Regions from separate parts of the Homo sapiens genome. Here all the other regions are linked to region 3. The links are chromatin contacts, found by Hi-C or POLR2A ChIA-PET in ENCODE. All regions are on one chromosome and are shown on one strand. The core of a region is the stretch at or near the end of the contact, and the rest is flanking DNA. Distances in the headings are between cores, read along the strand shown.

What was found. A loop is a pair of places that touch in the nucleus more often than their neighbours do. ChIA-PET counts read pairs that join two places held with the same protein, here RNA polymerase II (POLR2A). Pooled maps may share reads with other maps.
Region 1: a map of posterior cingulate gyrus shows a loop between it and region 3 (8-fold over the local background). The contact joins two enhancer-like sites. A Hi-C loop is called at or near these places in 2 of 168 maps with a recorded cell type or tissue (mucosa of descending colon and posterior cingulate gyrus) and 1 of 50 pooled maps. POLR2A ChIA-PET finds 5 or more read pairs at or near these places in 6 of 52 experiments (CD4-positive, alpha-beta T cell, H1, HepG2 and 3 more).
Region 2: a map of posterior cingulate gyrus shows a loop between it and region 3 (2.0-fold over the local background). The contact joins two enhancer-like sites. A Hi-C loop is called at or near these places in 3 of 168 maps with a recorded cell type or tissue (dorsolateral prefrontal cortex, mucosa of descending colon and posterior cingulate gyrus) and 4 of 50 pooled maps. POLR2A ChIA-PET finds 5 or more read pairs at or near these places in 5 of 52 experiments (H1, WTC11, activated CD4-positive, alpha-beta T cell and 2 more).

What each region holds. Positions count from the first base shown.
Region 1 is chr7:37,249,317-37,252,805 of GRCh38, forward strand. All of the region lies in intron 6 of ELMO1 (engulfment and cell motility 1), which reads right to left. Among named protein-coding and RNA genes, the nearest start is that of ELMO1, 200 kb to the right of the region's middle. RefSeq lists an enhancer at 1-71. Within about 2 kb of position 1,421, at least 3 of the 41 ENCODE cell types and tissues checked have a DNase peak (open chromatin) inside an H3K27ac peak, as active enhancers do.
Region 2 is chr7:37,229,151-37,232,743 of GRCh38, forward strand. All of the region lies in intron 8 of ELMO1 (engulfment and cell motility 1), which reads right to left. Among named protein-coding and RNA genes, the nearest start is that of ELMO1, 220 kb to the right of the region's middle. Within about 2 kb of position 1,306, at least 4 of the 41 ENCODE cell types and tissues checked have a DNase peak (open chromatin) inside an H3K27ac peak, as active enhancers do; they include dorsolateral prefrontal cortex, where a contact is called at or near this core.
Region 3 is chr7:37,283,284-37,286,393 of GRCh38, forward strand. The region is part of intron 4 of ELMO1 (engulfment and cell motility 1); the gene reads right to left. Among named protein-coding and RNA genes, the nearest start is that of ELMO1, 160 kb to the right of the region's middle. RefSeq lists a silencer at 2,762-3,056. Within about 2 kb of position 1,613, at least 8 of the 41 ENCODE cell types and tissues checked have a DNase peak (open chromatin) inside an H3K27ac peak, as active enhancers do; they include dorsolateral prefrontal cortex, where a contact is called at or near this core.

The DNA.
Region 1 (3,489 bases), core at 171-2,670, 34 kb before region 3:
ACTAGACTTTTCCATCTGTGTCATATGTATGACAGAGTGGGGAGGAACTAATAATTTATACACTTAATGTTTCTTTTTAAGACAATTACCTAAGAACTTTACATATCACTAAAATAACTATGGGACTCCTTCCAATGTTCCTAATACAGCCAGATTTTGGAGAAATGACCTCAATGAAACAAATAAAACAGCACTTATAAATTCCCCAGATTAGTGAGAACTCCACAAATACCACTGCTATCTTTCTGAGGAAAACCAGAAAACCAGCCGAGTATTGACCAAGGTATTGGAAATAGACATACTCCTACAAGAATGGTAAAGTATAAATTAGAACATTTCTGCAAGCTATTGGGCTATTCTTATTTTAAAACAGCTTTAAAATGTATACATACTCTGAGTCAGGAATTTTATTCCAACAAAATAAATTAAATATCCACAAAAATTTTGCTAAAAGAAAAGCTGATTTAAAAATATTCAGAAAGCCAGGCCCGGTAGCTCACACCTATAATCCCAGCACTTTGGGAGGCCAAGGCAGGAGGATTACTTGAGACCAGGAGTTCAACACCAGCCTGGGAAACACAGAGAGACCTTCGTCTCTATAAAAAATATTTAAAAATTAGCCAGGTGTGGTGGCACCTGTAGTCCCTACCTACTCAGGAGGCTGAGGCAGGAGGACTGCTTAAGCCCTGGAGGTCAAGGCTGCAGTGAGCTATGATTGTGCCACTGCACTCCAGCCTAGGCAACAGAGCAAGACTCTGACTCAAAAAAAAGTAAGATAAAATAAAATAAAAGTTCAGAGAAAAACCCTAAAAACAATATAAATGTCCTACAATAGGGAAATAGTTCACTGTACTATGCACATTCTTCAAATTATTGTATATTAATTGTACATAATAAGCTATAAAGCTGCAAAAATGAAACAGTACGCATGCAACAAAAATGACAGGGGAGAATAATATTTAATCACATGGAAATATTGTTAGGTACAAAAAGCAGGTTATAAAAACATGAGTATTATAATTCTACTTTTATAAAGCCTGTGCATATGTGTGTATCTAAAAGAATATATAAAAAACGATATTCATCAAGATATTAAAAATAGTCGTCTGTGGAAAGGCACACTACAAATTATTCTTATTTTTTCCTTCTGCTTTTTTATATACTTTTCAAACGACAGATAATTTTTCATAAGAAAAGAAAGTTAATTTAAAAAAACTTTCCATCCAAGCACTTTGGGAGGCCGAGGCGGGTGGATCACGAGGTCAGGAGATCAAGACCATCCTGGCTAACATGGTGAAACCCTGTCTCTACTAAAAACACAAAAAATTAGCCGGGTGTGGTGGCAGGTGCCTGTAGTCCCAGCTACTCTGGAGGCTGAGGCAGGAGAATGGCATGAACCGGGGAGGCGGAGCTTGCAATGAGCCAAGATTGCGCCATTGCACTCCAGCCTGGGTGACAAAGCAAGACTCCGTCTCAAAAAAAAAAAAAAAAAAAACCAGAAACTTTCCAAGTTCATCATAAATACATGAATTTAACTTTTGTTCGCAGTTGACTTTCCTGCCCAGGGTGGTGTTACAGCTTACTCATATTCCAGCAGCGTAATTTTCCCATCACATTGCCAAGCGGGAAGGAAACTATAAGTACCCTGCCCTTTCATTCTTGGAAATGTTTCCCCTGTTTTTCTGCCCCTAGTGATGACTGACTAACAGTGGAAGGACACAGAAGTAGGCTTTCTCATTGTCTGTGTGCTTAGAGGCATGGACAAAGACTGTGGTGTTTTATTAAAACCCAAAGAAGAGCAGTATTTTTTATGACATTGGACTTAAGAGTTGTGGACACAATTTTCCTTCTTTCAAATAAAATAAAATATATCATTTCTGAGAAATGTTTTGATATCCATCTTTTTGATATTTGTTTCTGGAAACACTGTCCATTCCTCAATATTCCTTTTGTTGCTCAGGCTGGGGCAACATGTTTCCCCACAGCTGTATTTGCTTTCACTCCTATGTTTCAAGCAGAAATTAGGAATGAAATTTCAAAACTCCATTAAGGATAGAACAATTAAACTCAGGTTTTAAACACTGTGCTCATGCTCTGTCAAGATGACACTTCCTCACTGTTCCTCTGTTACTGACTTTGCTCCATGGCCCCACCCAGTACCAGCTGGAGAGAGACCTTTTAAAAGCCCAGCCTTGTTGTGACAAAATCTCTCACCATTTGCTTGCCTGCAAAGGATTTTATTTCTCCTTCACTTATGAAGATCTCAAAATAATAAGAGCTATTTATGACAAACCCACAGCCAATATCATACTGAATGAGCAAAAGCTGGAAGCATTCCCTTTGAAAACGGGCACAAGACAAGGATGCCCTCTCTCAGCACTCCTATTCAACATAGTATTGGAAGTTCAGGCCAGGGCAATCAGGCAAGAAAAAGAAATAAAGGGTATTCAAATAGGAAGACAGTAAGTCAAATTGTCTCTGTTTGCAGATGACATGATTGTATAATTAGAAAACCCCATCATCTCAGCCCAAAATCTCCCTAAGCTGATAAGCAACTTCAGCAAAGTCTCAGGATACAAAATCAATGTGCAAAAATCACAGGCATTCCTATACACCAATAATAGGCAAACAGAGAGCCAAATCATAAGTGAACTCCTATTCACAATTGCTACAAAGAGAATATAATACCTAGGAATAGAACTTAAAAGGGATGTGAAGGACCTCTTCAAGGAGAACTACAAACTACTGCTCAAGGAAATAAGAGAGGACACAAACAAATGAAAAAACATTCCATGCTCATGGATAGAAAGAATCAATATCATGAAAATGGCCATACTGCCCAAAGTAATTTATAGATTCTATTCTATCCCCATCAAGCTACCATTGACTTTCTTCACAGAATTAGAAAAAACTACTTCGAATTTCATATGGAACTAAAAAAGAGCCCATATAATCTAGACATTCCTAAGCAAAAAGAACAAAGCTGGAGGCATCACGCTACCTGACTTCAAACTATACTACAAGGCTACAGTAACCAGAACACCATAGTACTGGTACCAAAACAGATATATAGACCAATGGAACAGAACAAGACCTCAGAAATAATGCCACACATCTACAACCATCTGATCTTTGACAAACCTGATAAAAACAAGCAATGGGGAAAGGATTCCCTATTTAATAAATGGTGCTGGGAAAACTGGCTAGCCATATGCAGAAAACTAAAACTGTGCCACTTCCTTACACCTTATACACAAATTAACTCAAGATGGATTAAAGACTTAAACGTAAGACCTAAAACCATAAAAACCCTAGAAGAATACCTAGGAATACCATTCAGGACGCAGGTGTGGGCAAAGGCTTCATGACTAAAACCCCAAAAGCAACTGCAACAAAAGCCAAAATAGACAAATGGGGTCTAATTAAACTAAAGAGCTTCTGCACAGCAAAGGAAACTATCATCAGAGTGAACAGGCAACCTACAGAATG
Region 2 (3,593 bases), core at 56-2,555, 54 kb before region 3:
AAAACATTTGCGGGGTAAGCCAGGTTCTCCTGCACAGCTAGGGTTTCAAGAGCATTTATATGAAACTTTCCTTCCAAAAGAAGGCACTGATGTTATACTTGGCTAGGGAAAAACCAACTCATAACACCTAAAGTTTTTTTTTCTTTTCTTTCTACTCCATATTTTCTTACTCTCTCCCTAAGTAGCCGAGTCTTTAAAATGCAACATTATATATTGGTATCAAGGAATTCCAAGTTTCAGAGCTGTTTATGAAATGATGCTATTTATTGCAGCCAAAATTTGTAAACCAGAATCTAGATTCACACATAACAAAACAGATAAAGTAATAGAGAAGGAGACAGAGGCTGGCAGGGAAAAAAAATATTTCTCCAAAGTGGTATGAATTTGGCATTAATAGGAAGCCAACTCTAGACCACAGAGATAGGCATCTTTTGTCAGCCCATTTCCTAGTCGATTTTTGTTGAGATAAAGCTCCATTTAAAAGACAGTTGCCTGCATACAATTCCTGGGTTGTCAAAGTGCTGAATTTGGTCCAGCTAATGAATAAAAAAGTTAACCTTACAGAAAAGTAAGTAATTTTCTGATGACTATTTTTTCAAATTCATGTAACAGATCTCTAAGTAGCAATGCAAAGAAAATGAGACTGGGAATGAGGACATGAAATAGATTAAATGTGCTGCTTTTTAAAAAATACTTAATTTTTTATTTAAACCACCAAGACTGTCAGTCTTTACTTTCTTACATTTAATATGATTTTTGAATTAATTTCAATGAATGAAAAACATTTTCTTAAGTTGTTAGAAAATTAAATGACTGTCATTCTCTTTGGCCATTGCTCACATCATTTAAAGAAACACAGCTTTCTAATTCCTTTCCACTCATCACCGAAATTTTACTTAAAATATATTTAAATACAGTACTTTTTTTTCCTTCTCTTCTTCAAATTCTGTGGGTATTTTTAATGCTTCCAAGCAAATTTTATTCATTCATTTCACAGAAATGTATTAAGACCTTACTCTGTGCCAGGCCCCGAGGATAAAGACATGAAGAAAGCCACGTTTCTGCCTTCCTGAGGTAATACTCTATTGGGAAATACTGTTAAATGAATAAAAAATTCACCGAAATGTGACAAGTGCTGGAACAGGGGCATTCAGGAGATCCCAGGGGAACAGAGAGCAGAAGAAATTGCTTAACTCTAAGCAGTAAGGTCAGGGAGGAATATGTAAGAGACAGGCTGGTTAAGCAAGGCTCCGGGAACTATGCCTTCCACCACTTGGAAAGCACAGGTGCATGATGAGGAGGAGAAGCACCCTGACCATGTGACCAAGGACGCCCACTCACTATGTGACCTCATTCAACCTCGGCAAGCCACTGCATCCCTGCCTCCTAACCAGAAATAACAAGACTATCTGTTCTGTTCTGGAAAGGATTGCTGTGGGGAATCAAAAGAGCTAATGTTGGTGAAAGTAGAACATAATTTCAAGGAATTCACATTCAGTACAACATTGTTGTTACATTCTATAGCAAAAGAGGCTCTCATAACAGACAAGCCGGGCACTCTGGAGGTAGAAAAGAAAGCCTGCTGTAAATTCAAAAAGTTAAAATGTTTGTTAAGTATTAAAAAATCAATGATACTCACTATCTTCAGATTTGGAATTGCTTCTCTGGAACTGATCTTAGAGAGGCAAAATAGTGCCATTTATTTTTTCCTCTCATAATCTAATGCTTACATTCCCTGCCACCACCAAAGGTGGCAGGAAAGTACTTTATAACACATCGGGATGTCTTTGGCTTCTTTAGCAATTAGGTTGGTGCAAACGTAATTGCGGTTTTTGCATTACTCTTAATGGCAATTCCAACAGTTTCTTTCCTTTATGGCAATTCATACCACTGATAAATACAGGCAAAAAGGGGCCTCTTCCTTTTCTGTGTGTTTTCTACAGGGTTCCTTTTGCTCATCCCCTTTGGCTTTATGGATTTACATAAGGAAAGAGAGTTGATTCTGAGATGTGTTGAGAAGGCCCTGGGTTTCCAATCAGCTCTTGTCTTAAATGAACATAAAACATAGTGCGGACATGACACCTGTGGGGCCTCTGATCCTACCCCCCTCATTCAACCGATTAGGGCCATCTCATGTCCTTCGATTCAAGGCAACATCTCCCCTAAGATAATGATTAATTTCAAAAAAAAAAAAAGCAGCACGTTTACAGTGGGGAGATCCTACAGATGCCACCTAATCATGTAATCCAGGGTAACATCACCAGTCAGAGGACAGTGACATCATATGCCCATGAAAGGATGCACTGAGGATGTGCCATAACTTCTGTAGCATTCTTGCCAAAAATGCATAACCTTCTTTAATTGAACCATGAGGGAAATATCAGACAAATCCAAATTGAGGAACATTATACAAAATAACTGACTGTTAACTTTCAAAAGTGTCAAAATCATAAATGACAAACAAAAAACCTGAGGGACTGTCACAGACTTGGGGACACTAAGGAGGCATGACAACCAAATTCAGTGTGGGATCCTGGATCAGATCCTTAACCAGAGAAAGGCATTCATAGAAAAACAGGTGAAATCAAATGCCGGCATTGCACCACAGCTTATTTATCAATTTTGATAACCGTACTGTCATTTTGCAAAATGTTAACTTTAGGGGAGGCTGGATGAAGGGCTTATAGGAACAGTCTGTACTAATTTTTTTTTACTTTTTTGAGACAGGGTCTCACTCCGTCACCCAGACTGGAGTGTAGTGGTGCAATGTCGGCTCACTGCAACCTCTGCCTCCCAGGCTCAAGTGATTCTCCTACCTCAACCTCCCAAGTAGGCGGGATTACAGGCTCCCACCACTGCGCCCGGCTAATTTTTGTAGTTTTCATAGAGACGAGGTTTCACCATGTTGGTCAAGCTGGTCTTGAACTCCTGACCTCAAATAATCCACCTGCGCTGGCCTCCCAAAGTCCAATTTGCTGCAACTTTTCTTTAAGTCTACCATTAGTTTAAAATAAAAGGCTTAAAAACTTCAAGTGACTCTTAATGGATTTTGCTCTGATTTTCTGGCTTGCACAGATTCACTGAAATTCTCTTTCCAGTAACCGATACTTATAAAATAAAGTTATGAATTCCAAACATCTCTTTATTCCTAATACAGTAGTAGGGAGGAGAAATGCCAATGAATTTATAAACCATTTCGCAAATACAAAGAAAGGAAAAAATAAATCAATAAATGATAATTGTCCATGATTTAATCTACATTTAAGAGTGACAAGATCAAGACTGTTTATTTTTAGTCAGAAGAATGGAAACAGAGTTGCAAATTTGTTACACTTCAATTGCAAGGAATGGTAGGGCTCTTCTGCCCCATCTTCCTGCACCAGGTCCATCTTCATTTGCTTCCTCCCAAATGAAGAACTGGTAGAACTGGGTGATGTCTGAGATATTCCTTGCACCCTGATTACAAGTAAGCAGGCTCACTCTGCTTAAGACACATGGACTCAGGCATCCCTCCTTTTCATATAACCCTGCTTCAAACCTAGGTGTGCAGGTCATCAGTATACTTTGCCTCTTTCCTTTTCCCTGGACACCAG
Region 3 (3,110 bases), core at 363-2,862:
GATGTCCACGACTGCTCAAAAAAAAGATTAAATTTAATTTAAAAAAAGCAGCCCCCTGTCCAAAGACACCAAGTTGCTTGCTTCCTTAGCCAATTTCACATGATAGGAGCCAGCACATACCTACTTTTTGCCTGGTGTCTAGGCTGGGGACTAAAAGCTCAGGGTAGAACCCAGTTCATGTCCACATCTCTAATACCCCAGGATAAGAATTACTGACTCTAATCTGTTAAACAGTAATGGAATGTAATTATGTAGATGTGAATCTTGGACTTGGCCTTGAAGTTAGGTGTAGGCAGTCCCCTTAAGCACAGCAGCTGAGGGGGGCCATCTTTGCATTTCAGACAGTGGGGCAGCCCCAGCAAGGGCATTCCCTTTGGGATCCACCATTATGATTCCATGGGGAAGGCCTCAAGCCTCCTGCGTCCGGCCTCTGCTCTCCCTACCAGGGACTGCTTCAAAGCAGCTCTGCCTATCCAAGCTTCTGGCAACAGAGACACGTCTATAGTGCTGCACAGCCAGCGGCCAGCTGCTTTCCTCTGACAAGTTTATGCACCATCCGTAGGTTGTGATGTCCCTGTGGTGGCCATGCCCTCTTTGAAGAACCCTGGGGGACAAGCAATGCCTGCTCTTGGTCTTTAGTTCCTCAACTGCCCACTCTTCCTCAAACTGGAGGCCACAGCTTCTTTTCTGCAACTGCTTCTTCTGGACCCATAAGAGTTCAGAGATAGTGTGAGCACTAGGGGAGTATGATACACATTAATAAAACCTCTCGTGGGACAGGTGCTGTGCTGGGAGGACAATGAGGAGTTAGGGAGATGGAGCAACAATGGTCTGGTATCTGGGAGAAGCAGAGGACTGGGAGGAAGGAAGCCCTGGTTGGCCCTGACCAACTTACTTCCCACGTGACCCTGGGCATGTCAATTTGCTTCAGACCCTCAACAACTGAATGGAGGCAACGGACCCAGGGCCATAGGTCAGTTCTCTCCCCTCCTCTTTCATTTGCATTGCCATAAACAAAGAGGAAACATTTACAGCTTTTGAGCAAGATTACTGATGTGATGAAGGGGATGTTTTAGGGAATGAATTTGTTGAAGCAGTGAATGAGATGGGAAGGGAATGCGTTCAGAAGACTGAGCGAGGTGAGGGAGGACTTCAGCAACACACTACTCCCTCCCTCCACGGCAGAGCTTGGCCCTTATTACATCAGACTGCAGGCTCCAACCTTGACATCGCTGGCTCTGAGCATCTCCCAGCCTCAGAGTTAACAACCCAGCAAACAAGGCCAAGATTCAAAAGGTTAAGGAGTAACAAGTTCTATAACAAGGCTATATGCCTTTGCTCCCATATACAACAACTAGGAGAGTCAATAGGATGGTTTTGTAACATATGACTAAGGCCTTTGAAATGTTCAAATTCTATGAATTTATCCTACCAACATATCAGAGATGCAATCAACATTTTATGAAAGATGTTTACTGCAAAACGGTTTAAAGAAAAAAAAAAGCTAAAAGCAAGCCCAAATATTCCAGTTATTCATTTATTGTCTCTCAACTCAAAACCATTCTTGGCCCTGCTTTCTGACAGGTTGCCAGCTGCGGCAATGTGACACTTCACCAATAGAGGGCACTGGAGTGATTCTGCCTGGGGAAAGGACATTCCCTTTGGGATCCACCATTACTATTCCATGGGGAAGGCCTCAGGCCTCCTGCACCCGGGCTCTGCTCTCCCTACCAGGGACTGCTTCAAAGCAGTTCTGCCTACCCAAGCTTCTGGCAACAGAGACACGTCTATAGTGCTGCACAGCCAGCTGGCCAGCTGCTTTCCTCTGACAAGTTTCTGCATCACCCGTGGGTGGTGATGTCCCTGTGGTGGCCATGCCCTCTCTGAAGAACTCTGGGGGACGAGCAATGCCCGCTCTTGGTCTTTAGTTCCTCAACTGCCCACTCTTCCTCAAACTGGAGGCCATAGCTTCTTTTCTGCAACAGCTTCTTCTGGACCCATAAGAGTTCTCTTTTACTCACAACTAACCAGCTTCTACTAGTTGTCAATCATTTACATTGGAATATACCCTGTTTAAATAACAGTATGGTTTCTGTATCCTGACTAGATGCTGGCTGATATACAAAGTCTTGCAAATGTCCCCTAACACAAAGGAAAACTGAAGCAAATTATGGTAAGGCAGGCCAAAGATACACCATGTAGCCATCGAAGTGCTGCTATGAAAGAATGTTCAGTAATATGGGACCCTGGGACACTGTATTGTGGTGACAAAAGCAGAATGCAAAATAGCAAAATTGCACCAAACATATAGAATATAATGTGTGTTCATGCACTAAGTACTGGTGACCAGTTTGAGAATCCCATGTACATTGCCATCACTTGCAACCTGCAAAAGAAGGGGAAAAAAGCAGGAAAAATGCCTAATATTATGGGTATTTGCCCAACCCAGCCAATGAGGAGTGCCTGTGTTTCCAGGGGAGAAGCAATCTCCCTGGTTTTGCACAGAAGGGACCTGTACGAGTTGAGCGAACCACGTTGAACAGCCTTATTTTTCCATCCACTTGAGATAAGAGACCTGATTGCCAGCCCTTCCCACTGCCAGCAGTTTTAACTTACCCCTCAATCAAACGACATGTGCAAATGCTTAAACATGGGGTGCAATGGGCAAGTTAGAGCCTGTGGTCTCAGAAAGCCACAAAGTGCTACAGAGACAAGAAAAAAGAGCTGCACTTATAGGAAAGAAACTCATGCTTGTAAAAAGAAAAAAAAAAACATTTTTAAAGGGCCATTCCAGTGGCATGAGCAGGGATCACTGAAGATGCTACTACAGCTGGGAAAATACTAACTCCATGGCCCATTCTAGGCAAAACAATGCAAATAGTGGTCTGTGGAGAGAGGATGAGATAAAAACATTTACAGCTCACAGCCAAGGAACAATGCGGCTGGAAACACTAGGGATGGAGGAGTGGCCAAGCTTGAGGCAGCAGGGTGTCACATGACATCCTGAACATAACCTGCTGTGGCATTAGCCACCCAGACACTAGTGTCAGATGGGCCTGATCCAAAACTTGGCTTCACCAGTAACAGCTTTGTCACCTGGGAATTTGGCA